2 separate regions of the Homo sapiens genome follow, and region 2 is linked to region 1. Evidence: read pairs that join two places in POLR2A ChIA-PET (ENCODE). Cell type or tissue: OCI-LY7. All regions are shown on one strand. Links, peaks and the distances in the headings refer to the core of each region. The heading gives the core; the rest is flanking DNA. Region 1 overlaps CIMIP5 (ciliary microtubule inner protein 5). Region 2 overlaps ROCK2 (Rho associated coiled-coil containing protein kinase 2).

What was found. ChIA-PET counts read pairs that join two places held together with the same protein. Peaks named below come from ENCODE experiments on the same cell type or tissue, not always from the same donor. Only the 100,000 strongest peaks of a DNase experiment are listed, where the experiment ranks them.
Region 2: POLR2A ChIA-PET joins it to region 1 with 7 read pairs; 3 of 35 experiments call an interaction of 5 or more read pairs at or near these places.

What each region holds. Positions count from the first base shown.
Region 1 is chr2:11,138,502-11,154,184 of GRCh38, forward strand. It overlaps CIMIP5 (ciliary microtubule inner protein 5), which reads left to right. Exons shown (of 3, transcript NM_001371321.1): 2 at 2,009-2,048; 3 at 5,419-12,816. The coding sequence ends at 5,610. Among named protein-coding and RNA genes, the nearest start is that of SLC66A3, 9.1 kb to the right of the region's middle. RefSeq lists an enhancer at 13,797-14,297. In OCI-LY7, for the core only: no CTCF peak of the experiment used is centred there; a DNase peak (open chromatin) is centred at 7,000.
Region 2 is chr2:11,261,408-11,277,090 of GRCh38, forward strand. The region is part of intron 3 of ROCK2 (Rho associated coiled-coil containing protein kinase 2); the gene reads right to left. Among named protein-coding and RNA genes, the nearest start is that of ROCK2, 75 kb to the right of the region's middle. In OCI-LY7, for the core only: no CTCF peak of the experiment used is centred there; no DNase peak of the experiment used is centred there.

The DNA.
Region 1 (15,683 bases), core at 5,922-8,421:
AGATAAGTTTAAATTTTAAAAAATATTAAGAAACAGCAGTGGATATGGTGTGGATCTGTGTCCCCACCCAAATCGCATGTTGAATAGTAATCCCCAGTTTTGGAGGTGGGGCCCGGTGGAAGGCGATTGGATCATGCGGGTGGCTTCTCATAAATGGTTTATACCATCCCCATGGTACTGTCCTCACAGTAGTGAGTTCTCACCAGATCTGGTTCTTTTAAAGTGTGTGGCACTTCCCTTCTCTCTCCTTTGCTCCTGCTCTGGCCATGTGACCTGCCTGCTGCCACTTTGCCTTCCACCATGATTGTAAGTTTCCTGAGACCACCCCAGAAGCTAAGCAGATGCCAGCATCCTGCTTCCTGTACAGCCTGTGGAACTGTTAGCCAATTACACCTTCTTTTTTTTATTTTTATTTTTATTTATTTTTATTTTTTGAGACAGAGTCTCACTCTGTCACCCAGGCTGGAGTGCAGTGGCTTGATCTCTGCTCACTGTAACCTCCACCTCCTGGGCTCAAGCGATTCTCCTGCCTCAGCCTCCCTAGTAGCTGGTATTACAGGCGCCCGCCACCATGCCCGGCTAATTTTTGTATTTTTGGTGGAGACAGGGTTTCACCATGTTGGCCAGGCTGGTCTCGAACTCCTGACCTCAGGTGATCCACCCACCTTAGCTTCCCAAAGTGCTGGGATTACAGGCGTGAGCCACCGCACCTGTCCTACACCTTCTTTATAAATTACCCAGTCTCAGGTATTATTTATAGCAAGGCAAGAATGGCATAATACAGCAGTAGAATCCTATTATTTCAAAATATGGATGCAAAGGCCTGAAGAAACAGCTAAAAGGCTGGCAAAGGTTTGACTCTAGGATGTGGGGCTCAGGGGCTGTGAGGATGGGGACAGAGAAGGCTGTTTTTATTATGTTTTGTAGAATTGTTTGACTTTTTAAGATTAGATTCAAATAAAACTAAATGGCCAGTGCAAGCTAATACTATCCTTATGGTCCCTCCCTTTTCCTACCTCTCCCTAGCCTTCCTCTATCACTCACATTGGAAAGTTACAAAGGTTTGGGGATGTGAAAACTTTTTTCTTCAGAGAATGCTTGCCTACTGTAGCCTTCTGAAATGCACAGAGGCAGGGCGAGATGGTAGCCTTTGCTTTCCTTAGGCAGCCCCACCATAGTGACATCATATTTGTCGTTCTAGGAAAAGTCATTGGAAATTGAAATGTTTGTTCCTTTGGTAGGATACACCATAAATACCTGCTTGACACTTGGCATTTGTTTCACTTAAAAATTATTTTGTTCTGGCTGGGCACAGTGGCTCATGCCTGTAATCCCAGCACTTTGGGAGGCCAAGGTGGGTGGACCACCTGAGGTCAGGAATTCAAGACCAGCCTGACCAATATGGTGAAACCCCATCTACACTAATAATACAAAAATTAGCCGGGTGTGGTGGCATGCACCTGTAGTCCCAGCTACTTGGGAGGCTGAGACAGGGGAATTGCTTGAACCTGGGAGGCAGAGGTTGCAGTGAGCTGAGATTATGCCACTGCACTTCAGCCTAGGTGACAGAGCGAGACTCCCTCTCAAAAAAAAAAAAAAAAAAAGGCTGGGCGTGGTGGCTCACGCCTGTAATCCCAGCACTTTGGGAGGCCGAGGCGGGCGGATCACAAGGTCAGGAGATCGAGACCACGGTGAAACCCCATCTCTACTAAAAATACAAAAAATTAGCCAGGCGCGGTGGCGGGTGCCTGTAGTCCCAGCTACTCGGGAGGCTGAGGCAGGAGAATGGCGTGAACCCGGGAGGCGGAGCTTGCAGGGAGCCAAGATTGCGCCACGGCACTCCAGCCTGGGTGACAGAGTGAGCCTCCGTCTTAAAAAAAAAAAAAAAAAAAAAAAATTATTTAGTTCTTCCACGTGATACATTGTTGCATTGACTTGACACAGTGAAAGTCATTGGTAAAAATGTCCTGGAAGGAACTCACACAGCCAACATGTTTTTCCTTTCCAGGATTCAGAACTGGAGTTTCCTGAAAGACTATGACCCAATGGTAAGGTAAAATATGTTCCTGCCAAACATACTTGCAATTGAATATTACTCATTCTTTCCATCATTCAACTAACATTTATTGAAGATCTACTCTACACCAGATACTGGATGTGCAGCGATGAGTCAAATACACTCTTGTTTCAAGGAATGCAGGGTCCGTTGGATAGAAAACAGTTACATGAAGCATTTAGAAATGTGTTTCCCTCAGTGTTTCTTAATTTTATTAAGATGAACCAATTGGAAATGACAGGCATCTGTTGCTGAAATGTCTCCCCTGATTGAGGATGGCAGCAATATGTAGTCATATCTGTGTGGCGTGCCCGAGAAGGACAATGAGATTGGGTAAAAATACTTTGTAAACAAATTCCCTGACTCTGGTATCACCACCTCCAATCCATCCTCCACATTGCCACCAGACTAATTTCCCTAAACGGCAGAACTGGCCATGTAGCTCCCCTGATTAAAATGCTTCAGTAAGTCTGAAATTTTCAGGTGGCTTACAAAGCCTCCTGTGATCTAAACCATCTATCTCCCCAGCCTCATTACCCACCCCACACAGACCCCACAACACACTTTTTTTTTTTTTTTTTTTTTTTTTGAGATGGAGTCTTGCTCTGTCGCCCAGGCTGGAGTGCAGTGGTGCAATCTTGGCTCACTGCAATCTCCACCTCCTGGATTCTAGTGATTCTCCTGCCTCAGCCTCCTGAGTAGCTGAGATTATAGGTGCACACCACCATGCCTGGCTAATATTTGTATTTTTAGTAGAGAGGGGGTTTCACTATGTTAGCCAGGCTGGTCTCGAACTCCTGACCTCAATTAGCCAACTGCCTCGGCTTCCCAAAGTGCTGGGATTACAGGCATGAGCCACCACACCCAGCCCCCACAACACTCTTTTATCTATGCCTTTGGGCATGCTCGTCCCCTGCTGGAATGTCCTTCCACCTGGTCAGCCTGATGGACTCCTATTCACTCTTCAAGATCCTGCTCTAGTGCCCCCTCTTCTAGGGAATCTCACCTTCCTGGGCAGGCTTGACCAGATCACTCCTTCCTTTGATTCACCAGCATATCTCACCCGTTATTTTGGTATTCCATGTAATGTAATACTGCAATGCCCAATTTCACCAGCTGTGAACTCCTTAAGAGAAAGGATGAGGCCAGGAATGGTGGCCCATGCCTGTACTTGGGGAGGCTGAGGTGGGAGGATCACCTGGACCCATGAGTTCAAGACCAGCCTGGGCAACATAGGGAGACCCTGTCTCTACAAAAATAACATTATTTTTTAAAAAGAGAAAAGATGAATATGAATTCATCACTGCACCCTATCACAACCCTAGCATTTGCCCCATCCCCCAGAGACCATAAAAGAGTGAACATTCAGTTCATGCTGGATGAATGAATGAATGGAAAGATGGATCTCACTACAAAAAGGATGATCAGCTGGATGCGGTGGCTCACGCCTGTAATCTCAACACTTTGGGAGGCCGAGGCAGGTGGATCACCTGAGGTTGGGAGTTCAAGACCAGCCTGACCAACATGGAGAAACCCCATCTCTACTAAAAATACAAAAATTAGCCGGGTGTGCTGGTGCATGCCTGTAATTCCAGCTACTCGGGAGGCTGAGGCAGGAGAATAGCTTGAACCTGGGAGGCAGAGGTTGCAGTGAGCAGAGATCACGCCATTGCACTCCAGCCTGGGCAACAAGAGCAAAATTCAGTCTCAAAAAAAAAAAAAAAAAAAAAGATGGTCAAAGAACCAACCTGGAAGATGAGCAATATGGAAAGTCACTCGAGGGGGTGGCCATGCTTACCTGGACCCTGCCAGGTTGAGGAAAGTTTTAATGCCTGCATTGTGGACCTGCTGGACTTGTTGCTGTCTATTCTGGAGGGAAAATTCAGCTCATGGGACCTGATATCCCGACCTGTGCATCTGGTCTGGGCTTCCAGCCTGTAAGAGTCTCTCCCTGCTAAGGGCTACATGATAGCAACCTGACTACTGAAATCTGCATCATGGCCAAAGGGTGGAGCCACCTCGGCATGGACTTTGCCAGGTGAAAACCATGATCTCCTTACTTGACAGGTCATGTCATTTCTATTAGACACAGGGTAGCAGAAAGGTAACCCTAAACAGGGGCAGGAAGAGCTGAGGATGTTTTCCCACTTGTCAGATTTTTTTTTTTTTTTTTTTTTTTTGAGATACGGTCTCACTCTGTTGCCCAGGCTGGAGTGAAGTAGCATGATCATGGCTCACTGCAGCCTCAACCTCCTGGGCTCTAGTGATCCTCCCACCTCAGCCTCCTGAGTAGCTGGGGCTTACATGCACGTGCCCCCACACCCAACTAATTTTTGTATTTTTTTGTAGAGACGGGGTCTCACCATGTTGCCCAGGCTGGTCTGAATCTTTCCGCCAAGGCTTCTCAAAGTGCCAGGATTAAAGGCAAGAGCCATGGTGCCTGGCCATCAGATTACATTTAGTCATTCATTCATGCATGCATCCGTTACAGAGTTTACCCAAACGCACGTTCACATATGGCCAAAACAGCACTACTCATAAAAGCCCCAAACTAGAATCAACCCAAGTGTGATCAGTGGTGATACAGGTGAATAACTTGTGTGATATTCACACAGTTCACACCATGGAGTACAGTTCACACCATGGAGTACAGTTCACACCATGGAGTAACGTACAGCACTGAGAATGAATGAACGGCAGCCACACTCCAAAGCTGAATGAATCTCACACACATAATGTTGAGAGAAAGAAGCCAGACAGAAGAGCCATGATTCCACTAATGTAAAGTTCAAAACCAGGCAAAGCTAATGCGTGGCATTAGAGGTCAAGGTCAGGGTGCCTTGGGAGCAGAGACAGGGGCTGAGGGGCTGAAAGGAGGTGGGGGAGGGGATCATACCCCTTGATCTGGTTGGGCACATGGGCATCTTCACTTTGTGAACATTTGTCAAGCTGGACAGTGATGGCTTGTGCGTTTTCTGTGTGAATGTTATACTCTTAAGTACAAATTTACCAAAAAAAAAAAAAAAAATCAAAACCTCCCACCAGATGTAAAGTGGCATCTTAGTCCTGGGGATAGAAAGGGGAATAAGACCTGATCCTTCCCTTGATCTCTGCAGGTCGCAGCATGAAAGTTAAGGGATCTGGGAGGCACCTGGGGAAGGGGAAGTGGAGGAAGAGGAGGGACAAGCTTGGCAGAGGCTGTGGCATCGGGTCACTCTTGGGGGATCCCAAGTCCAAACCAGGATTGAATCACCTGGAGATGCTTCACAAAGAGAGGCAGCTGCTCTCTGCTCTGTTTTCTCCCATTCTAAGGTCCTCCTTTTTCCACGCTCTGTGTGACCCGAGCTGTCCCCTCTCCTCAGGGCAACAAGAAGGAGCCTGAGAAGTTGCCAGACCATGTGCCTCTCTTTTCGGACACAGTTCCCAGTTCCACGAACCAGGTTGTGGGCAGCAGGCTGGACACACCCCTGGGACAGACTCTCATCCGCATGGACTTCTTCTTCACAGAAGGGGCCCGGAAGAAGAAGCTGGAGGACCAGATGCAGCCCATCTAGGAGCAAGGAGGGCTGGGCTGGCCTTCCCCAGGTGGGTGTGGGTGGGGACAAGAGACCCAGCCCACAACAGCACCAGTCAGCTCCCCACACAAGGCAGCTTGGGTCTGCACTGTCTGTAAGCTGCAGGACACTCTTCCAGGGGACCCAAGGGGTCACTCTTACACACTTTTTACACGTAAGATTCAGAGGAGTCAGTAACTGGTCCACGGCCGTACAATCCCCAGCCCTTCCAGCTTGGGAACTCATGGGTGCCCCATGAAAGGGACCCTGCATTGTGGTCAGGAGCACTGAATGCCTGGGTTCAAATCCAGCTTGTGACCCTGATGAGCTGTGGGACCTTGAGCTGGCTGCTGCAACACTCTGTGCCTCCGTCTCCCCTCCTGCGATTCAGTGTGTTCACTCCTTGCAGCTGCTGTGACAAGTGAGCACAAACTGCATAGCTTAAAACAACACAAACGTATCATCTTACAGCTCTGAAGATCACAACTCTGACATGGGTGACATGTTGCAGAGCTGTGCTCTTTTAGGAGTATCTGGGGAAGAATCTATTTCCACATTTTTTCCAGTTTCTCAAGGCAGCCTGTATTCCTTAGTTGGCAGCTCCTTACTCCGTCTTTGAAGCCAGCATCCTAGCATCTTCAAATCAGTCTCTATCGCTTGCTCTCTCCTGCCTCACTCCTTCATCTTTTCTTTCTTTCTCTCTCTCTCTCTTTTTTTTTTAGAGACAGTGTCTTACTCTGTCACCTAGGCTAGAGGGCAGTGATGCAATTATAAATCATTGTAGCCTTGAACTCCCGGGCTCAAGCAATCCTCCCACCTCAGCCTCCCAAGTAGCTAGGGATACAGACACATGGCAACATGCCTGGCTAATTTTTTTTTTATTTTTATTCCAGACAGAGTCTCGCACTGTCGCCTAGGCTGGAGTGCAACAGTGTGATCTTGGCTCACCGCAACCTCCGCCTCCTAGGTCCAGGCAATTCTCCTGCTTCTGCCTCCTGAGTAGCTGGAATTACAGGCATGTGCCGCCATGCCTGGCTAATTTTTTGTATTTTTAGTAGAGATGGGGTTTCTCCATGTTGGTCAGGCTGGTCTGAAACTCCCAACTTCAGGTGATCCGCCTGCCTCAGCCTCCCAAAGTGCTGGGATTACAGGTGTGAGCCACTGCGCCCGGCCATGCCTGGCTAATTTTTAAAATTTTATGTAGAGATAGGGTCTCACTATGTTGACCAGGCTGGTCTTGAACTTTTGGGCTCAAATGATCCTCCCACCTTGGCCTCCCAAAGCACTGGGATTACAGGCATCTGGTTTCACTTCCTCCACCTTTTAAGGACCCTTGTGATTATATCACAACCTTTATATTTAAGCAAAAAAATGCAGAAAAGGCTTAGTTCCTCTTTGTTGGTTAAAACACAAATGGATTCATTCTTTCAAACATCCGCATTCTCCTCTTCTTCCTGGGTGCTCTGCCAGGCTGTGGTTTCCCTTGGTTTGGGTGGAGCATGTGACAGAGCCATGGCCAGTGGAATGGGAGCAAAAACCCTAGGTCTCCCTTCCAGGCCTGGTCCATGAGACACTCCAGGTATTGGCTTGTTCTCCTTTCCCCATCAGCTGAAGAAGGGAGAGGACTTGGAGGATGCAGGGAAGAGAGGGGCACAAGATGGAGGGAGCATGTCAGGACCAAGCCTGGAGCCCTGAGTGAGCTCGTGGAGCAGAATCTCCCGACACCCACACTGACACACAAACAAAATAAACAAAAACTGGCCAAAACAAAAACAATAGCCCACACTTCTAGGGTAAAGCATTTTAAATTTATTTTCTCAACAACCCAAGAGAATCAACAGGCAGGGATTTCGTATTCATTTAATACAGGCAAAACCTGAGATTCAGAGAGGTGAAATAAAATCCCGAACATACATTAATGCCAGGCCTCAAGCTTGAAGCCCAGTGTTCTCTGCAGGACCCCAGCCGTGGCCTCCAGAAAAGAGAGAAAAATGGGGCAGGGGCTGAAATGACTGCTCTGTCTTTGATGCTTGCTTGGGTCTTATTCGGCAGTAGCTAAATGTCACTGTTATTTGCATGCATTAACTCATTTAATCCTCTCAGCAACCCTATGAGATAGATACTCCTATAAATGAGGCAACTAAAGCGCAGAGAGGTTAAGTCACTTGCCCAAGGTCACACAGCTGGCAAGTGGTGAAGCTGGGGTTCAGACTCAGCAGTTGAGTCTGGCTCCAAGGACTATATACTTAAGCATTATGCTATATGGGTCCCCTTTAATCCTCAATGAATTGATTCCCCCAAATTTAGCAAATTACAGGATTTTTCTGCTTAAAGAAAGTCTCTTGATTCTTGAGAAAGGAAAAACTGATTTTTCCAATCTCTGGGATCCCTACTACCATCAAGAATAGATCATCGGTGTTTCCAGGAGTTACACAGGACAGGACACGTTATTTCCATGCAACAGCCCCTGTGTTTCATGCCATACCCTGGCCCTGAGCGACTGTGTGATGGAGCAGACCAGGCCCAGTGTGACTTGGCCAGGAAGAGGCCCAACCCTTCCTACTTGGATCTGGAGGCCACCGCCTTCTTTCTCAGTGTCTGACATGGAAGCTGGGCTCCCTCTCCACTCTGAGATCATCAGCTGGGTAAAGGTCAGTGGCCAGGACAGCCAGGGGTCCTGGTCACATCCTGGCTGCATCCCATGAAGGTCAAGTGCTCGTCCTTAGGCTGGGTGGGTACAAAGATGCTGGAGGCTCCTTAAAGACCCAATCTACGTTTTTGCCCTGAGCCTGCCTTATATTATTCTCACACTCAAAATAAAGAAGATTTCCATTTGAGGGAGGGAGAGGCACAAGAAAAGTCAAGGTTAAGGATGGCTGCAAGTGGTCAGGCCTGTGCAGAGGGGAGAGAATCACTGAGTGCCCTGGAGGGCAGTGAGGAGGGCCAGGGACCAGCGCCGGTTCTGCCACTCCTGGAAGCACAGCCACTTACAGACAATGCAACCTATAAGCACAGACTCTGGGCTTGGCACATTACCCACATTGTGTCTTTTGCACGTATTAGAATTGTCACCATTTGAGAGGTTTGGAAACTAAGCCGAACACTTCATTCAATCTGGTCAGGGTCTCACAACTAGTGAAGAGCCAGGATCCATCTCATGTGTGACTTCTCCATGCTGCCTTCCCCGCTCCAGGCCTCAGTCTCCACAGTTATAAAATGGCGCGGGAGGGAAGAAGACAGATTTAAGGGCATCTCCAGCTCCAGGATTCTCTTCTTTGAGCATTCAGGGAGTACTGAAGAAGAAAGGGGTTTGAGTTCTTTTACAGAGTGCATTAGTCAGCTGTGATAATGCTGTGTAACAAAACACCCCCTTCCTTGCTCACAGGTCTGCATGTAGCTGGGGCTCAGCTGATTTTGGCTGGGCTTGGCTAGACTTGCCTCCACACTTCAGGTTAGGTTCAAGTTTTTTGTGCATGTCTCTCATTCTCTTGGACTGAAAGCCTCCTGGGGCATGTTTTTCTCATGGCACATCACAAGGGTGCAAGGGCCCAACAGAACTGTGCAGGCACACTGATGGCTTCTGCATGCAGAACTGCTTTCTGTACTCTGCAATGACCTGTCATCACGCCAAATCCCTCACAACCAGCCCCACCCACCCTCTGCTCCTTGCCACATCTGCCTTCTTTTCAAGAAGACGCCTGCTTCTAACCTTCCCCATCTCACCCACTGGGAGCCCAGAAAACCAGGACAGAGGGGCATCTGCAGTGAAGTCCCAAGGCCAGCCTTTCAGCTCGTTTGGGCCAGAACAAGGGAGGGTGGATGGGCCAGGAGGTCATGAAGAAGTGGGCACCAAGCCTGCAGGGTCAGTGCCAGCAAAAGGAAATGGGGGCATTACCTATAAAGAGATGGGCACTTGGAGACCAAGGGCCAGGAGACAGCAGGGCTTCAGGAAAGGAAGAATCAAGACCTGAGAGCCATAGCAAGCCTGGAGGGATGCTTGCTTCACATTTTTTTTTTTTTTGAGATGGAGTTTCGCCAGCTTGTCGCCCAAGCTGGAGTGCAATGGTACGATCTCAGCTCACCACAACCTCCGCCTACCAGGTTCAAGCGATTCTCCTGCCTCAGCCTCCTGAGTAGCTGGGATTACAAGCATGCACCACCACACCCGGCTAATTTTGCATTTTTAGTAGAGACATGGTTTCTCCATGTTGGTCAGGCTGTTCTCAAACTCCCGACCTCAGGTGATCCACCTGCCTCGGCCTCCCAAAGTGCTGGGATTACAGGCATGAGCCACTGCGCCCAGCCAACTTTCCACATGATAAAAAATGACTTCTATCCACGGAAAGTACAAGGCGAGCCTGGAGCAACTTCCTGTGCCAGAAACTAAGAAAAATTCAAAAAGTGATGAAAATATGGAAAAGGGATACAAGGACCAGCCTAAATTTGGGACAATATGAGCATCGAAATGAAGAACAGTAATAGGCCACCCTGACCACGCCCATGCCCACCCCCAGCCAGTGCCACAAGCCCCACCAAATAACATTAATAATAATAACAATAACAAATAATCCATGGGTTCATACCAATAATTTTTTTAAATTTTAAGTACTAATGAAAACTCTTTTTTTTTTTTTTTTTTTTGAGATGAAGTCTCGCTCTCGTCCCCCAGGCTGGAGTGCGATAGTGCGATCTCGCTCACTGCAACCTTCGCCTCCTGGGTTCAAGCGATTCTCCTGCCTCGGCCTCCAAGTAGCTAGGATTACAGGCACCCGCCACCATGCCTGGCTAATTTTTGTATTTTTAGTAGAGACGGGGGTTCACCATGTTGGCCAAGCTGGTCTCGAACTCCTGACCGCAGGTGATCCGCCCGCCTCGGCCTCCCAAAGTGCTGGGATTACAGACATGAGCCACTGCGCCTGGCCATGAAAACTCTTTTCTATTGAAGAATGCAGAATAAATGATAACAGAAAAATCAGCATTTAATGACTCAGCAATAACTGACTTAGGCAAGAATCAATAAAAGACACTAAAACGACTGAGTGAAAGATTCTTAGAGAACGGTAAATGCTGAAATCTAGAAGATACTGCCTTAACCAAACTATTAAGCCAAACCTCACCAATAACAGGACAGCTGACACCGTGCTCCCCTGGTGTGGTTCACTGAGGACAACGCTACCTACTTACCTAGGAAGCACTCTTGCCAAAAAAAAAAAAAGTAACTAGAATATAATCAGGAAGAAACTCCTGGCAAACCCAAATTGAGAAATATTCTGCCAAAGAGTTGGCCTTGATTCTTCAAAAATGTCAATGTCTGCCAGGCGCTGTGACTCACGCCCATAATGCCGGCACTTTGGGAGGCCGAGGTAAAAGTATCGCTTGAGCTCAGGAGTTTGAGACCAGCCTGTACAACATGCTGAAACCGCATCTCTGCTAAAAATACAAAAAATTAGCCAGGTGTGGTGATGCAGGCCTATAGTCCCAGCTACTTGGGAGGCTGAGATGGGAGAATCACCTGAGCCCAGGAAGTCAAGGCTGCAGTGATTTATGATCTGATCACTGCCTTCCAGCCTGGGTGACAGAATGAGACCCTATCTCAAAAAAAATTAATTAATTAATTAAAATAAAATAAAAATAAAAAAAGTCAATGTCATAAAAGACAAAGAAAGGCTGAAGAAGTGATTCAGCCCGTGATCCTTGACTGGATCCTGGGTGAAAGCAAAAGCAGCTCTAAAGGACACTTTGCAGACTAAATGTTAGCTAACACCATTGTATCAGTGAGAAAGTGCAGAGTGTGGTGAGTCCATTGAGGCTCTGTAGAAGAAAGTCCTTGTTCTTTTTGTTTGTTTGTTTTTGAGACGGCGTCTCACCCCATTGCCCAGGTTGGAGTACAATGGCACAATCTTGGCTCACTGCAAACCTCCACCTCCCGGGTTCAAGCGATTCTCCTGCCTCAGCCTCCCGAGTAGCTGGGATTACGGGTGCGTGCCACCATGCCCAGCTAATTTTTTGTATCTTTAGTAGAGACGGGGTTTCACCATTCTGGCCGGGCTGGTCTCGAACCTCGTGATCCACTCGCCTCAACCTCCCAAAGTGCTGGGATTACAGGCGTGAGCCACTGTGCCCAGCCGAAAGCCCTTGTTCTTAGGAGGTGTTTGCTGAAAAGTCCCATGATGTATATAACAAACTTGCAAGTGGCTTAACGAAAAATTTGTGTTTAGGATTTTTTTTCTTTTTTTTTTGAGATGGAGTCTCGCTCTATCACCCAGGCTGGAGTGCAGTGGTGCCATCTTGGCTCACTGCAGCCTCCGCTTCCCAGGTTCAAGCAATTCTCCTGCCTCAGCCTCCCGAGTAGCTGGGATGACATGCACCTGCCACCATGCCCGGCTAATTTTTGTATTTTTGTAGAGACAGGGTTTCACCACATTGGCCAGGCTGGTCTTGAACTCTTGACCTCAGGTGATCTGCCAGCCTCAGCCTCCCAAAGTGCTGGGATTACAGGTGTGAGCCACCGTGCCCGGTGGTTTAGGAATTTTTTTTTTTAATGAAGGTGGGGGAATGGCCACTGTGAAAGAAAAATAAATCTCAACTCCAAAATCACTAAGCTAAGGGAAAAGTCAAGCTGGGAACCTGCCTCCCATTTTAATTCCTGAATAAGATGGCTATAAAGATAAAACAGCTACATGCCTCCCTCACAATTTGCCCACAAGGAAATTCCTTGTGGGCCTCAAGATCTTTACCCTACTCAGGATCATGCCAAGAATTAAAAAAAAAAACAAAAAACAAAACTTTACCCTGAAACATTTCTGTTGAATTCATCCTGGCAATGTAAACTGATAGCTGATCTTAACAGGTGCAGGACAGAAAATCATTCCTCTGCTCACCTGAGAGAAATGCTTATCTGATTGCTTCCTCAGACCTACTGTGTATGTAAAAATGAAGATTCACTGAGCCAGACTAGATTGTGAATTCACTGAAAGGCTGATCAAGGACTCAAAAGAATGCAAGCTTTTGTCTCTTATCTACCTATGACCTGGAAGCCCCCCTCTTCGAGTTGTCCTGTGTTACTGGATGGAACCAAAGTATATCTTACATATATTAATTGATGTCTCAGGTCTCCCTAAAATGCACAAAAGCAAGCTGTACCCCAGCCACCTTGGGGACGTGTCGTCAGGACCTGTTGGCAAAATAAACTTTTAAATTGCTTGAGACCTGTCTCAGATATTTTGGGTTTACTGCCACCACCAATGGCTCTCGAGTTCAGATCTCCTCTGTTGAAGAGAGTCAGGGGGTGAGGGTGGGGGAGGCATGGAATCAGTTTCTGCTCAATTCCATGTTCCCACGTGAAGGTGTAACCACCTAAAGGGCTCACCTTGCCCGCTGCCTAGACAGACCCCATTTATCAAGACAGGGGAAAGAGCAATTCACACAGAGCCAGCTGTGCGGGAGATTGGAGCTTAATTATTACTCAAATCAGTCTCCCTGAGCAGAGCATTCGGGGATGGAAGTGTTTTTGTTTTTGGTTTGGTTTGGTTTGGTTTTAGACGGAGTCTCGCTCTGTCACCCACTCTGTCTGGAGTGCAGTGGCACGATCTCGGCCCAGTGCAACCTGTGCCTCCTGGATTCAAGTGATTCTCCTGCCTCAGCCACCAGAGTAGCTGGGATTATAGGCACAAATCACCATGCCTGGCTAATTTTTGTTTTTAGTAGAGACGGGGTTTGGCCATGTTGGCCAGGCTGGTCTCTTACTCCTGACCTCAGGTGATCTGCACGCCTCAGCCTCCCAAAGTGCTGGGATTACAGGCGTGAGCCACCGCGCTCCGACTGGGGATGGAAGTTTTTAAAGATAATTTGGCCAGTAGGGGCTTGGGAAGTGGAAAGTGCTGATTGGTGAGGATGGAGATGGAATCACACGGGGGTCGAAGTGAAGTTTTCTCGCTGTCTTCTGTTCCCGAGCGGGGATTGCAGAACTGGTTGAGCCAAATAATTGGTCTGGGTGGTGTCAGCTGATCCATCCAGTGCAGGGGCTGCAAAATACCTCAAGCACTGATCTTAGGTTTTACAATAGTGATGTGATCCCCAGGAACAATTTGGGAAGGTTCAGACTCTTGCAGCCAGAGGCTGCCTGACCCTAAACTGTCATTTCTAATCTTGTAGCTAATTTGTTAGTCCTACAAAGGCAGACAGGTCCCAAGGCACAAAGGTGGTCTTTTCGGGAAAGGATTATTACTAATTTTGTTTCAGAGTCAAACCATAAACTAAATTCCTTCCCAAGGTTGGTTCAGCCTATGCCCAGGAAGGAACCAGGACAGCTTAAAGTTTAGAAGCAAGATGGGGTCAGTTAGGTCTGATTTCTTTCATTGTCATAATTTCCTGTTATAATTTTTGCAAAGGTGGTTTCAATGAGACTCCTTGGCCAGCTTCAGTCAGGGAGCTGATTCACTCTGTGCAGCTGTGGCCCAGGAGTGGGGTTAGGGTCCTGTAACAGATTGTGACCAGGGTTGCCATGTAGCTGGGGAGGAGGCAGAGGTCTCTAACATGGGGGCACTATCTTGTCCTGCAGAGATATCCCAGTGAGTGTGCACTGTAGAGACCCCCGTCCAGACACTCCCCAACCTCCTGAAGGGACAGAGGAGCCTCGCAGATCAGCTGTTTTGAGGCCATCCTCCAAGCAGAAGAGCTGGCATGCTCTTGAGATGTCCCGCTGGGCATGGGGGCTGAGACCCAAACGCCTTCCTGCATGGCCCAAACCTGGCTCCAACCTAGGACCGCCCCCATCCCCACAGCTTCAGGAGCAAAGCCAGTGCCCACAAATCCCAAAAAGGTTTTGCTAGTTTGCACCTGGTGGGGAATGACCATATACGTTGAGCACCTATTCTGTGCCTCTCAATAACCTTCTGAGCGGGATGGTTCTCCCCTTTTAAAAATGACGCTGAGGAACAGGGAAGTTAAGGTCTGTCCAAGATCATGCAGCCTGTAGGGGCCAATGCTAGGAGGACAGCTGAGGTCTGCCTAACCCCGAAGGGCCACACACCCACATCACTGCATCCTGGTCTTCACGCAAAGTAGCCAGGGAGGGGTCTAGGAGCCAGGAAGAAACCTCTTCCACAGCCCTGCCTCACCCAGCTGACCCCCAGAGCAGGCGGCTGCAGTGTCCTGGGCCAGGAGCAGCATTTGTTCCACAATGGAGGAGGCCACTCCCTGCGTGGTCCTGGGGGCACTCATACCTCTCAAAGGCCCCTCATGCTGCCTGCATCCCCAAGTGCTAGCGCAGGCTGACCCCAGGTGGGAGCAGTTCCCTCCTAAGGCTAGTCCTGGGGGCCCAGATCCTGGCCAACCCCTGGAATAAAGGCTGGGGCAGAAGGGGAAGAGGAGGGAGGGGGATTCCACTGCCATGTGGCAGGAACCAGGCACTTCCAACCAGGACCACCTCCTTGCATCAAGGGACCTATCACATGGCATGATGAAAGTAAAACACCTGGCACGCAGGAGGCACTCAACAGGTTCTAGATGTTCCTATAGTCATTGCTGCTGATGCTTGTTAAAAAGCTCTTTACGCTGGGCGCGGTGGCTCATGCCTGTAATCCCAGCACTTTGGGAGGCCAAGGCAGGTGGATCACCTGAGGTCAGGAGTTCGAAACCCCGTCTGTACTAAAAATACAAAAATTAGCCGGGAGTGGTGGCACATGCCTGTAATTCCAGCTACTTGGGAGGCAGAGGCAGGAGAATCACTTGAACCCCGGAGGTGGAGGTCGCAGTGAGCAGAGATCGTGCCACTGCACTCCAGCCTGGGCGACAAGAGTGAAACTCCGTCTCAAAAAAAAAAAAAAGCTCTTCTCTATTTTCTTCTTCAAAAAATTTATATACATATTATTTATTTATTTTTGAGACAGGGTCTGGCTCTGTCTCCCAGGCTAGAGTGAAGTGGCGCGATCTCGACTCACTGCAACCTCCGCCTCCTGGGTTCAAGCCATCCTCCTGTCTCAGCCTCCCGAGTAGCTGGGACCACAGGCACGCGCCACCACGCTCGGCTAATTTTTGTATTTTTAGTAGAGGCGGGGGTTTCCCTATGTTGC
Region 2 (15,683 bases), core at 6,545-9,044, 120 kb after region 1:
TCTGTAGATTTCCCTTTATTCTTCAACTCCTTCTCCTTTATTCAATACAGATGGACACACAGATGAACAGTCAGATACAGTGACTGTTCATTATCACACCATACAGAGTAATGTTTAAAAGCATGGATTTGCCGGGCTTGGTGGCTCATGCCTGTAATCCCAACACTTTGGGAGGCTGAGGCGGGTGGATCATGAGGTCAGCAGTTCGAGACCAGCCTGACCAACATGGTGAAACCCTGTCTTTACTAAAAATACAAAAATTAGGCGGGCGTGGTGGCAGGCACCTGTAATCCCAGCTACTCAGGAAGCTGAGGCAGGAGAATCGCTTCAACCCAGGAACCCAGGAGACGGAGGATGCAGTGATCCGAGATCACGCCATTGCACTCCAGCCTGGGTCACAGAGCAAGACTCTGTCTTAAATAAATAAAGAAAGAAGTAGCAAGCGTGGATTTAAATGTCAACAAACCTGGGCAAACTCCTAGCTGTTTATGAACTATGTGGCCAATTTATCTAATCTCTAAATTTCAATGGCTTCATCTACATCATATCATAGAGTTATTGCATAGATAAAATGAGATAATGGCTATAAATATTCAGCACACAGAATATCCTCAATGAAAATGTTAGCTGACTCCACCACAGACAAATGGAATTTAGCTCATTCTGTTATGTAGTATGACATGAATTTCCCGTCACTAGTCTATGAGTACCTAAAGGATAAAAACGTTGCTCCTATTACAGTGTTTCTCTTTGTATAGAAAAGATTGCTACATCCCTTGTTTTTAATTTTAAAAGTGGATGAGTGTAAAAACACCATCTAACTGGCTATACATATGAAAAAAAACAAAGAACAAAAAAATAAATAATGGTCAAAAAGTTAACAGGGGTTATAACATAACTGATAAAATCTTTGGTAATTTTTATTCTTATTTTTATTTGTACTTTCTGAAGCTAATATGTAGAGCTTAAAAAAAACTTAAATAGATGAGACATTCCTAAGTGTAGCCAGAGACATACATGGTGATATGGTGTGGCTGTGCCCCCAAACAAATCTCATCTTGAATTCCCATATGTTGTGGGAGGGACCCAGTGGGAGGTAACTGAATCATGAGGGCAGGTCTTTCCTGTGCTGTTCTCATGATAGTAAGTAGTAAGTCTCATGAGATCTAATGGTTATTATAAGGGGGGAGTTTTCCTGCACAAGCTCTCTTTGCCTGCTGCCATCCATGTAAGATGTGACTTGCTGCTCCTTGCCTTCTGCCATGATTGTGAAGCCTCCCCAGCCACGTGGAACTGTAAGTCCAATAAACTTCTTTCTTTTGTAAATTGCCCAGTCTCGGGTATGTCTTTATTAGCAGCATGAAAACAGACTAATACACTTGGAAAATCCTAAAATGGACCTCCTCAAACACTTATGGACAAAAACTTTTGAACATCATTCTAAGTAAAACACCTCATTTGAAATTTTCAAATTTATTTTTATTAACAAAAATATATTATTTTTATAAGAAGATCCAATGAATCTACTTGACAGACCTGGAGCAGTTACTGTTTCTACCATAGATACACAAAAAAAATGTTCTCACATTTTCTGTTTGTGGCAGCCAAGATCAAATGGGGGATACAGAAATTACAAAAACATGTTGAGAGATAATTTTTGCAACTTAGAAATAACCCTGTAAACAGTGAAGAGCCTGTTTTATTCCAAAAAAGGAATTAAAAAGTTGAGTTTACATGAGTAGCATTGGAAAATCATGCCCCCAACATCCTTGCCTCCTGGTTGGTTCTACTTTAAAAGCCTGGCTTAAAACTAAATTAAAAGCCAGTGGATGCCCAGGAAGCAATAAGCCCAGTGATCAGGAAGGATCACAGTCAATTCTTCAATGAAAACTTTCTACATTCAAGTTTCTGTGCTATACAGCATACTGAAAGACAAGAAAAATCTAACTCCAGATATGATCTGGTTGCACACACACACATTAGTTACCAATGTCTGGGTTGAACTGACAAATGCCTACAGTAAGGGTTCTCCTTTTCTTCCTGCTGCTCTACAGATATTCCTCCAAAACTGTGTTCCTGACTAAGTAAGATAATCTTCCCGATACAAGTGAACTATGTAGAACAGCTATGAATCCCTGATGTAAATGCCAAAAGTACTTGAAAGACACAGTTCCTGCATCCAAAGTTTTACATTATTAAAAAAAAAAAAGAAATCAAAGTATATATATAAACTATAGCACAAGGCACACACACACACACACACACAAAAAAAAACAAAGAGCATGCTCTGAAATGAGCAGCCTGACTACAATGAATAGCTCAGTGGAAGATAAGGGTTAAAGTTTTTTTTTTTTTAATTGGCAACACCTTAAAAGGCAGCCTGGAGGGCCAGGATGAAGTTTTCATAGTTCATTTGGTTGGAAAAAGATCCATTGAATATACAGCAGAGATAGTACATAAATATATTTTATAAGGTCACCTTGACAGCAGTTTATATTAGTCAGATCAGATGTAGAATTCCCATTTTTTATCTAACTCAATATAAGGAGGTGGGGAAATAAAGAAAAAAGATGAAAAAAAAAAAAACATGTATGCTAAAAAGCTCCACTCTTAATTCCACTACACATAAACCAGGAATGGGGATAGGAGTAATACATGAGAACGCAAGGATATTTCAAGCAGGAGGAAGATGGTCTGCTAAATAGTAATGTCAGTCTAACTGAGCTTGGATAGTGTGAATTTATAGATGTAATAAGCAGAGTCCTGACACTGTCTTTATCAGCACTTCACAACCTAAGATTAATAGTAACAATGGTGAAACACTGTTAGCAGAAGTGGAAAATAGAATGCAAAGCAGGTGTTCATACATAACTGGATAACGATGGAGTGGCCTGATGAAGGTGATGACAGTAAAAGTGGATGGACTGGAGAAATATTATGAAAGCAGAAACAGGACTTACTGAAAAATTAACTATAAGAGTTGACAGAAAAAAGAGTAATCAGTGATGACTCCTAATTTTTTGACTTGAACAACTAGGTTGATGCAAGAGCCATTTACTACGATCAGAAAGAGAAGGAACAGATTTGTGGAGGAAGAACAAAGTTAGAGAGGGAATCAAACATTCTGATTTCACACATTTTAGAGATCTATGACACATCTTCATGAAGATGTCAAATAAGCCACTGTGGATATGAGTTGGGGAGCAAAGTAGAAAGTTCCGAGCAGTAACTGTAAATTTGAGCATTGCCATTATATAAACTGTATTTAAAGTCACAGGAATGCATGAGCTTACCTTAAGAAGGCAAATAAACAAAGAGCCTGGCCATTGGAAACTACAAATTTAGAAGTCAGGTAGAGAATGAACCATGAAGGAAACTTAGAAGGAAGAGCCTGTAAAGAAAAAATCCTTTCAAGAAATGAAGATATGTGAATATTACTAAGAGTTTGAGTGAGATGAAAGTGAAATACTATACAGCCAATACAAGTACAGGTGAAGTCTATATTTATTGACATGGAAAGATGGTTATGACCATATGTCAAAGAGAACACACTCTGGAATCCTCTGCCTAAATTCAAATCTCATTTCAACCACTTAGCAGCTATGTGAACTTTGGGGGTTATTTATCCTAACTACGTGAGTTTAATTTTCCCATCTGTACAATGGGCATAATAGTAATAATACTTACCTGAAAGGACTGTTGTGAAGACCTAGGTTACTAAATACAAATGGATTAAAAGTCTGGCTGGCATGTTACAACTGCTAAAAGAGTGTATGCTACCATTTATTACTACATTAAAAAACACAAATTACAAAACTATGTATATAATGATCCTTTAAGACTTAAATATATTACATTTATCTTCAGAAATGGGCAAGTTGGAAATCTAGATATCAAATTAATAAGAGTAGTTCTCTCTCAATTCTAACACTACAGGTGAATTTTAAAAATATAACGTTGGCTTATTTTCTCATTATTCTACTGTGAACATATTCATCATTTACATAATTCTTAATTTCAAGGGAAATTTTCATAACTCAATAGCGAAAAGTTTTAAACTTTCCTAGAATGAAAATGATTAGGAGAAAATATAAATACCCACTGAAAATAATTCAACATTAGTTTTGCAACAGTCTCCAAATGTCTGTAAATCACCAAGCAGTGAAACGATACAAAAAGGGTGGTTACCTTTATGTTTGAAAATGGTAATAGGGAGAAAGAAACATGATAAATGGAGGTTTTAACACGTTTTTCCACCTAATTCTAAGCAATTTAGACCTTTGTGAATGAGAATGCATTCATATATTAAATTCCATAGTTTAAAATAAAACAGCGACCAGGAAAAAATTTAATGTCACTTAACATTTTTCTTAGGAATAAGAAGTAAGCAGGGGGATTACACAGTGGGATTGCAGGATTACTCACACCTGTAATCCCAGCAATTTAGGAGGCCAAAGCAGGAGGACTGCTTGAGGCCAGGAGTTAGAGACAAGTGTGGGCAACACTGGGGGACCTTGTTTCTACAAAAAAAAAAAAAAATTCAAAACTAGCCATGTATGGCGGTACACACCTGTGGTCCTTTTTCTATTTTTAGATTTTTAAAGCTTTCTTATTGAAAACTAAAACACGCACGCCCACTAGCATAGGCCTACAGAGGGTCAGGATCATAAATATCACTGTCTTCCACCTCTACATCTTGTCCCACTAAAAGGTTTTCAGGCGAAATAACATGAATGGAGCTGGCATTTCCTATGGTAACAATGCCTTCTCCTGGAATCCCTCCTGAGGGACCTGCCTGAGGTACTTCTTGAGGAGGTGTCACTTTTTTCAGAAATATGTTCATGGTGGTTTGTTGGGCTTGTTTCTTTTCTCACTATTGAGTTGCATGAGTAATGTGTTGGAACTACGGCATTAAGATGGCTATGACCTTAAGACAGCTGACATTACTAGGTAAAAGGAATTTTTCAGCTCCATTATAGTCTTTGGGGACCACTGACATATATGCAGTCTATCATTTACCAAAACACCATAATGCTGCGCATGACTGTACTGTGCAATACCTACTGTGACATACTAAAGTTACTTGTACAATGAGAATTCTATCTGTAGAAATTGGCAGATCCTCTGTGGTAATGCATTTTTAACTTGAAATGAAAAAGTATTTCACATAAAAGGACAAATTTGCACCAACTATTATAAAACTTTCTTCAAATGTCTACAAAAACATACTCATAAAGATGTGCCAAATGTGGAACAGTCCACACATATCCGCCATACTAATTTATTTACTGTATACGAATCAACTTTAAAAGGCTATGAAAGAAGCACCTGCACTTCTCCTTTGGATTCTTATCCTTATTTTAAAGAATCTCTACATAAAGTAAAACAGAACCAAGAATTAAAGCTAAAACAAACATGCTATAAACTCTTGGGTCAGGTCATCAGATTAATGGAATGTTAAAATATTTTTCATTTCTAAAAATTAAGACTTTCTTTCTGCATATTTTGTAGCCAAAACAAATTTTGAGATGAAAAATTAATGATAAAAACAAAAATAAAAGCCTTCTTTATTTATACATCTTCCTTTTTCTTCTCTTTCCTTTAACAGATTAAATTGTAATGATCAAATTAACACAGTACAGTGAATATCCTGCCATTAAGACATGATAAATCAAGGTCTGTCATATTCCTTCCAAATTTCAACTCCAAATTCTGTATCTCTTCCATAACTACACAGGTATGCAGAAACAATGCATCTGTTTAAAATATTTACAGCATGAATCTATATACCAATAGGCAATAATACAATTAACCCTTAGGAAGCACTTTGACCAGGCTTATTTATATTATTAATCCCCCATAATGACTCCCATAAGATAGGTATAATTATCTCTATGCTATAGGTGGGAACTCAGAAAGACTCACGCCTGTGGTCACCACGATCTCTGAGTTAGAAAATGGAAGAGCTAGGATTCAACTACTATATATTTTCCCTATCTTTAGGCTCTTCTATAACTCAACTGTCATGTCATCTAATCTCCCACTCTCCCGACCACAGTACCAAAATTCTAAAAGCCAAAGCTTCACCATTTTCACATACAAAAAAAAAAAACCAAAAACCAAAAAACACAAACAACAACAAAAACCCCGAACAATAACAAAGCTTCATTGCTTTCTGAGGCAGTCCTCTCCTCAAATGTACCCCAAATGAAACTTTCAATTCTCTCAACCTCAGACGGCATTGTTCAAGTCCCCTGAGCGCCATACCCCTTGAGTATATCCTATCAATACGCCTTTTTTTTTTTTTTTTTTGAGATGGAGTCTCACCCTGTCACCCAGGCTGGAGTGCAGTGGCACGATCTCGGCTCGCTGGGACTACAGGTGCACGCCACCAAGCCCGGCTAATTTTTTATATTTTTAGCAGAGACGGGGTTTCACTGTGTGAGCCAGGATGGTCTCAAACTCCTGGCCTCAGGAGATCTGCCCGCCTCAGCCTCCCAAAATGCTGGGATTACAGGTGTGAGCCACCGCGCCTGGCCCCAATATGCCTTTTAAGACAGGGCAACAGGTTTCTGGTTCCACAGATAAGGAGCTTGGAAATCACCATCCATCCTACCAACAAATAAAATGCTGAAGAGACTGAAAAACCAACAGTGCTTCCGGGATCCAAAAGACAGGGGAGAACACCAAGCAAACCACTGACCCCAAACTAGAGAGACAAACAAATAAAGGGAGCCATGGCTACAAGATCCAAGATTCACAAGCAGAAATTGCCACAGGAACCAGTGCTGAGGTAGGAAACCTGAGCTGTAACTGACAAATTGCTGGGGGCTAAGTGGTGGTCAAGTCAGAAAATTAAAAACTTTGAAAGGGACCCAGTTATAGGTGAGACCCCACACCTTTACAGATTTTATATCCAAGAGCTCAACCAGAGTCTCACAGTAAATATTGGAGAAAAATCCCCTCACACTTCCAAGAGGGTTAAAGGGAAAGGAACATTTTGAAATATGCCACAGCATTCGCTTCTTAAGGTCAGCCCTCCGGATGTAACAGTTTTACTGTGTGTGTGTGTTTTTTTCCTTGTGTGTGTGTGTGTGTATTTAACAGTTTTGCACTGTGTGTGTGTGTGTGTGTGTGTGTGTGTGTGTGTCTCTGCATTCACAGATGACTTTTTTTCTATCAGCCCTTTGAATATATTGGCCCACTGTCTCCTGGCCTCTGAAATATTTGATGAGAAATCTATTCATAATCTATTGAAGATTCTTTGTATGTGACAAATCACTTCTCTTTTGCTGCTTTCAAATTCTCTTTGTAATTTTCAAGTGTGACCGTAAGATTTCTCATTGTAGATTTCCTTGAGTTCAAGTTCATTTTAGTTGGATTTTGTTGACTTTCTTGGATATTCATGGCTTTCATCAAAATTCGGGAGTTTACACCCATTCAAATATTTTGTCTCTTTCTTCTTCTGTTACTCCCACAGTATCTATTTTGTTCTATTTGAATGTGTCCTACTCATACCCCTTAGACTCTGTTCACTTTTCAATCTGTTTTCTTTGTTCCTCAGACTCAGTAATCTTCATTTTACTATATACAAGTTTGCTGATTCTTCTGCCGGCTCAAATCTGCCCCTTTGACTCCTTTTAGTGTTTTTTATTTCAGTTATTGTACTTTTCAGCTCTAGAAATTTTTTGGTTTCTTTTTAGGTTTTCTGTCTCTTTACTGATATTTTCATATTGGTCATACATCACTTTCGTGACTTTCTCTACATCTTCCTTTAGTTCTTTGAGCATCTTTTGGATAGCTGTTTTAAAGTCTTTGTTTTGGCCAGTAGTGGTGGCTCATGCCTGTAATATCAGCACTTTGGGAGGCTGAGGCAGGCGGATCACCTGAGATCAGGAGTTTGAGACCAGCCTGGCCAACATGGCAAAACCCCATCTCTACTAAAAACACAAAAACTAGCCAGGTGTGGTGACAGGCGCCTGTAATACTAGCTACTCAGGAGGCTGAGGCACGAGACTCTCTTGAACCGGGAGGTGGAGGTTGCAGTGAGCCAAGACTGCACGACTGCACTGCAGCGTGGGTGACAGAGCAAGACTCCATCTCAAAAAAAAAAAAAAAATCTTTTTTGAATGGATCGGCCATATTGGCCATCAGGTCTTTTTCAAGGACGGTTTCTTTTGATTTGTTTTTGTTTTCTTTGAATGGCCTATATACATTTTCCTGTTTCTTCGGATATAAGACATATTCTGCCGGTGTGATTGTTGTCCAGGTAACGAAAGAGATTCCTCTTGCTTGTTACTCCCCTCTCTTTTCAGAATCCTCTCTCTCCCCATCATTTGTGTTTGTGTGCTTTTTCATTAAGAGATGGGGTCTTGCTCTGTCACCCAGGCTGGAGTAAAGTGGTATGATCATGGCTCACAGGAGCCTTGACCTCCCAGGCTCAAGCAATCCTGCCACTTCAGCCTCCAGAGTAGCTGGGACTACAGGCACATGCCACCACATATGGCTAATTATTTTTAATTTTCTCGTAGAGATGGGGTCTCACTATGTTGCCCAGGCCGGTCTCAAACTCCTGGCCTCAAGCAATCCTTCCACCTTGGCCTCCCAAAGTGCCAGGATTACACGTATGAGCTACTGCACCCAGCCACCCCATCACTTTTGAAGGATAATTTCCTAAAGTGCAGAATTCTAGATTGGTAATTTTGCTTTCTTTTTTATTCGCAATTTTGCTTTCTTTTTTATTCTCAATACTTTAAAAATTTTATTCCACTCTTTTTGCTTGCATGGTTTCTGAGGAGAAGTCAGATAAAATTCTTATCTTTGTTCCTGTATAGGTAAAGTGTGGTTTGTTAGGCTTTTTCTTCTCTTGGCTTTCAGGCTTTTTCTTATGCTTGGTTTTCTATAGTTTGAAAATGATATTCCTAAATCTAACGTTTAAGACATTTATTCTGCTTTCTGTTCTTTGGGCTTTCTGGATCTGTGGTTTGGTGTCTGACATTAATTTGGGTAAAATTTTCACTATTATTTCAAATGTTTCTTCTGTTGTTTTTTTCTTCTTCTTGTATTCCCATTACACATATTTTACACCTTTTCTAGTGGTTCCATGGTTCTGTGATAATTCTGTTCTGATGTTTTCAGTCTTCCCTCTACATGCTTTCAGTTTTGGGTGTACCTATTGATATATCCTGAAACTTAGAGATATTTTATCAACCTTGTTCAGTCTAGCAATAAGTCTATCAAAGGCACTTTTCATTTCTGTTAAAAGTGTTTTTGATCTCTAGAATTTATTTTCACTTGTTCCTTAGGATTTCTATCTCTCTACTCACATCACCACTCTATTCATGCATGCTATTTTATCCATTAGCATATTAATCAAAGTTCTTTTAAATTGCTGGTTTGATAATTTTAGTGTTCCTACCATGTTTGCTTCTAATGCTTACTGTCTCTTCAAAATCTTTTTTCCTGCCTTTTAGTATGCTTTGTAATTTTTCCTTGATAGCGGGACATGATGCATTGAGTAAAAGGAACTTCTGTAAATAGGTCTTTAGTAATATAAGGTGTAGAGTGAGGCAATGTTTCCTATAGTTTTAGGTTCTACAATCTTGTGGGCAGTGTTCTATAGTCTTATGATTAGGTCTCAGCGAATCCTTATGCCTCTATACTGTGAACTTTAAATGTGCTTCTGAGTCATAGGATGGCTAGTGTGGGCTGGAGTTGTGTATTAACCTTCCCCAAGTTCCATTATGCTCTGGTTACATCTGGAGGGCAGGCCTTGTTAAGAAGCAAATGCTGTGGCATATTTCAAAATGTTCCTTTCCCTTTAATCTTCTTGGAAGCATGAGGAGATTTTTCTCCAATATTCACTGTGAGACTCTGGTTGAGCTCTTGGATATAAAATCTGTAAAGGTGTGGGGGCTCACCTATAACTGGGTCCCCTGCAAGTTTTTAATTGTCTGACTTGACCACCACTTAGCCCCCAGCAATTTGTCAGTTACAGCTCAGGTTTTCCTACCTCAGCACTGGTTCTCGTGGCAATTTCTGCTTATGAATCCTGGATCTTATAGCCATGGCTATTTGTTTGTCTCTCTAGTTTGGGGTCAGTGGTTTGTTTGGTGTCCTCACCTGTCTTTTGGATCCCGGAAGCACTGTTGGTTTTTCAGTCTCTTCAGCATTTTATTTGTTGTTAGGATGGATGGTGATTTCCAAGCTCCTTACTTGTGCAACCAGAAACCTGTTGCCCTGTTTTAAAGGGCATATTGATAGGATATACTCAAGGGGTATGGTGCTCTGGGAACTTGAAACAATGCCATCTGAGGTTGAAAGGACTGAAAGGTTCGGGGCTGGGCGCGGTGGCTCACGCCTGTAATCCCAGCACTTTGGGAGGCAGAGGCGGGCGGATCACAAGGTCAGGAGATCGAGACCATCCTGGCTAACACGGTGAAACCCCGTCTCTACTAAAAAAATTAGCCGGGCGTGGTGGCGGGCACCTGTAGTCCCAGCTACTCGGGAGGCTGAGGCAGGAGAATGGCGTGAACCCGACAGGCGGAGCTTGCAGTGAGCAGAGATCACACCACTGCACTCCAGCCTGGGAGACAGAACGAGACTCCATCTCAAAAAAAAAAAAAAAAAGTAGAATTGAAAGGTTCATTTGGAGCAGATCTGAGGAAAGGACTGCCTTGGAAAGTGACAAAGCTTTGTTATTGTTTGACTGGGTTTTTTGGTTGTTGTGTTTTCCCTAAACTGACAGGAAAGTTAAGACATTAACAGATAAACAAAAATTAAGGGAGCTTGTTACCAGTAGACCTGACCTGCAAGAAATGGTCAATGAAGTCCTACAGGGTGAAATGAAAACACACTGTTTAAACAGTAAGTTGAAGTCATGTGAAGAAATAAAAATCTCAATAAAGGTAAATACACACACAATTATAAAGTCCAGTATTACTGTAATAATGGATTATAATTGCACTTTTTGCTTTCTACATGATTTAAAAGGCCAATACATATTTTTAAATTATTAATCTAAAAGCTAGTATTATTGAAACTTTGTTTCATAAACCCATTTTGTTCTATATAAAAAATTGATGCATTTAAAGTGATTAGTTTATGGTTTGGGGCACATAATGAATAAGGAGGTAATTCTGTGACAGCAACTGGAAAGGGTGAGGGCAGAGCTGTTAAAGAAGCAGAGCTGGCCGGCTGCAGTGGTTCACGCCTATAACCCTAGCACTTTGGGAGGCCGAGGCAGGTGGATCATTTGAGGTCAGGAGTTTGAGACCAGCCTTGCCAACATGGTCTCCACTAAAAATACCAAAATTAGCCAGGCACGGTGATGGGCACCTGTAACCCCAGCTACTCGGGAGGCTGAGGCAGGGAAATCACTTGAACACGGGAGACAGAGGTTACAGTGAGCCAAGATGGTGCCACTGCACTCCAGCCTGGGCGACAGAGCAAGACTCTGTCTCAAAAAAAAAAAAAAAAAAGAGCAAGAGTTACTGTATATTCTTGAAGCTAAGCTGGTATAAATTGACATCTGAATTTTTATAAGTTTAGGATGTTAAATGTAATGCCTATGGTATCTACAAAGAAAACAGAATACATACTAAACAAATTGAGAAAGAATGTAAACATACCACTATAAGAAAATGAACTGAACACAAAAGCCAAGAGAAATGCAGGAAATAAGGGTCAAAAAAAAAAAAAAAAAAAAAGCTTTACAACATATAGAAAACAAATAGCAAAATAACAGAAATAAATTCTTCTTCCCAGTAATGACATTCAATGTAAGTGAGTTAAACTCTCCAATCAAAAGACAGAGATTGGCAGAATGAATTAAAAAAAAGATCCATCTATGCATTGTCCATAAGATAATCACTTTAGATCCAAAGACACAAACTGATTGATAGTGGAAGGATGGAAATAGTAACCAAAAGAGAGCAGAAGTGGCTATACTAATATCAGACCAAATACACTTTAAATCAATAAAGGTTACAGGAAACAAAAAAAAACATTATATCTTAATAAAAGTTTCAACACAGTAAGAAGACACAGCAATTACAAACATTTATAGACCTAGTAACAGACCATCAAAATATATGATGCAAAAACAGAACTGAGGGAGAAATAGACAGCTCTATAATAATAGTTGGAGACTTTCATTCTCTATTATCACTTAATAGAATGGAGTATGGAAATACAGTAAAGAAACAGAGGACTTAACACAATAAACTAACTAGATCTTAGGGATATATACAGAACACATAATAACATATATAATATTCTCAAGTGCACATGGGACATTTTCCAAAACAGATCATATGTCAGGCCACAGACTAAGTCTCAAAAGATTTAAAAAGATAGACATACAAAGTATATTTTCCAACCACAATGGGATGAAGTCAGAAATCGATAAAAGACAGGAGGCTGAGGCAGGAGAATGGCGTGAACCCGGGAGGTGGAGCTGGCAGTGAGCCGAGGTTGCGCCACTGCACTCTAACCTGGGTGACAGAGCAAGACTCCATCTCAAAAAAAAAAAAAAAGACTTCGATAAAATAACTACAATGAGAAAATCCACAAAAACATGGAAATTAAACAACACACAAATAACCAACGAATCATATAAGAAATCAGAAGGGAAATTAGGAAATACTCCAGAGACAAATGAAAACAACACAACAAAAAACTTAACGGAATACAGCAAAAGTAGTATATGGGAGAAATTTATAGCTATAAATGCTTACATTAAAAAAACGAGAATGATCTGAAATTAAAAACGAAACTTTACAATTTAAGAAACTAGAAAGAGAAAAACAAACTAAACCCAAAGCCATCAGAAGCAAGGAAATAATAAAGATTAGAGCAAAGATAAAACAGAGAACACAACAACAACAACAACAACAACAAAATCAATGAAACCAAAAGTTGGTTCTTTGAAACAATCCAAAAGAGTCACAAACCTCTGGCTAGATGGACTAATTAAAAAAACAGAGAATGCTCAAATTATTAAAATCAGAAATAAAAGTGGGGACATTACTACCCACTTTACGAAAATTAAAATGATTAAGAGAGTACTCTGACCAATTCTATGTTAACAAATAGAATAACTTAGATAAAACAGACAAATTCCTAGAAACACAAAATCTACCAAGACTAACTCACACAAAAAACCAGAAAATATAAATAGACCTACAATTAGTAAAGAGATTGATTCAGTAACCAAAACTTTCCTGACATAGAAAAGCTCTTTACCTAATGGCTTCACTGGTGAGTTCTACCAAATATTTCAATAACATCAATCATTCTCATACTTCTCTAGAAAACTGAAGAGGAAGGAACACCTCCTAACTCATTCTATGAGGCCAGCATTACCCTGATACCAAGGACAGATAAAGACATCACGGTAGTCCCCTCTTATCCTCAGGAAATACATTCCAAGACCCCAGTGGTTACCTGAAACCATGGAGAGTACTGAATCCTATATATATATTATGTTTTTTCCTATACATACATATCTATGATAAAGTTCAATTTATAAACTAAGCAACAGTAAAAATTAAGAATAATAAGAACAGGCCGGGAGCAGTGGCTCATGCCTGTAATCCCAGCACTTTGGGAGGCCAAGGCGGGCAGATCCCCTGAGGTCAGGAGGTCGAGACCAGCCTGGCCAACATGGTGAATCCCCATCTCTACTAAAAATACAAAAATTAGCCAGGCGTGGCGGCAGGCACCTGTAATCCCAGCTATTCGGGAGGCTAAGGCAGGAGAATCGCTTGAACCCGGGAGGCAGAGGTTGCAGTGAGCCGTAATCGTGCCATTGCACTCCAGCCTGGGGGACAACAGCGAGACTTCATGTCAAAAAAAAAAAAAAAAGAATTATAAGAACAATTATACAATATACTTTAATAGAAGCTATATGAATATGGTCTCTCTCTCTCTTTCAAAATACCTTATTGTATGTAATATTTTCAGACCCTGGTTGACTGCGGGCAACTGAAATTGTAGAAAGCAAAACTACAGGTAAGGGCAGGTGACTGTACGAGAAAACAACTATCAACCAGTTTCACTTCTGAAAATTAACAGAAAGATTCTCAACAAATTACTAGCAAACTGAAATCAGCAGTATATTAAAAGGTTTCCACATCATGACCAAGTATGATTTATTCCTAGAATCCAAGGATGGTAAAACATGTGCAAATCAATCGCTGTATTAAACCACATTAACAGAATAAAGGTAAGCAACACATAATCATTTCAATTGAGGGAGAAAACACATTTCACAAAATTCAACAATCTTTTTTTTTTTTTTTTTTTTTTGAGACAAAGTCTTGCTCTGTCACCCAGGCTGGAGTACAGTGGTGCAATCTCAGCTCACTGCAACCTCCACCTCCCGGATTCAACAGATTCTCCTGCCTCAGCCTCCCTAGCAGCTGGGATTACAGCTGCCTGCCACCACACTCGGCTAATTTTTGTATTTTTAGAAGAGATGGGGTTTCACCATGTTGACCTGGCTGGTCACAAATTCCTGACCTCAGGTGATCCGCCCACCTCAGCCTCCCAAAGTGCTGGGATTATAGGCGTGAGCCACCGTGCCCTGCCTCAACACTCTTTCATGATTTACAAAAAGAAAACACTGAACAAACCAGGAGTAAAAGAAAACCACCTCAACGTAATAAACTACATATGTGAAACACCCACGTGAATATCATACTCAATAGTGAAAGTCTAAAAGTTTTTCCGCTAAGATAAAGAACAAGAAAAGGCTTGTGCCACTTCTAGTCAACATAGCACTGGAAGTTCTAGCCAGAGAAATTAGATAATAAAAAATAAATAAAACTATCTTTGTCCATAAGTGATTTATGATCTTTTATGTAGACAATCCTAAAGATCCCACCTCCCAAAAAATGTATTAGAATAAGTTAGGCAAAATTGCGGCATACAAAGTCAACACTCAAAAGTCAATTATATTTCTATACACTAAAAATAAACAATCTAAAATGAAAATTACAAAAACAATTCCATTTACAATAACATCAAAAAGAACATTTAGGAATTAACTTAATTGAAAGAGACATCTAATAAAAACTACAAAACACTGCTAAAAGGAATTAAAGAAGACATAAGTAAATGGAACCCAGTCCCTTGTTATTAGACTGGAAGACTTAGTATTGTTAAAATGACCATTACCCAAAACAACCTAGAGTCAATGCAAACCCTGTAACTCCAATGATGTTTCTTGCAAAAATAGAAATAGAGGAAATAAGTGAAAGTAAAACAAAAACTGTTATTTTCATGTTCTTAACTGATCTAACAAATAAATTTGTTCAAAATAATAACAGCAACAATATATTCAGTAACATATGCTTGTCTGTATGTGTACTGGTGTGTGTGTATGTATACATATATATGCACAAAATGAATAACAGCAATGATAGACGTAACAGGAGGAAGGAATTAGGATTATTTTGTTATTATAAGGTATTTTACACCCCCCGTGAAGTGGTATGCTGTGATTTGAAAGGGGACTTGGATAAACTGTGAGTATATTTCTTTTTTCATGTTTTTATTAATAGACTTTATTTTTTAGAACAGTTTTAGGTTTACAGAAAAACCGAATAGGGTACACAAATTTACTATATACTCCCTGTCCCCTTCTCTTTTTCAGTTTCCTCTAATATTAACATATTACA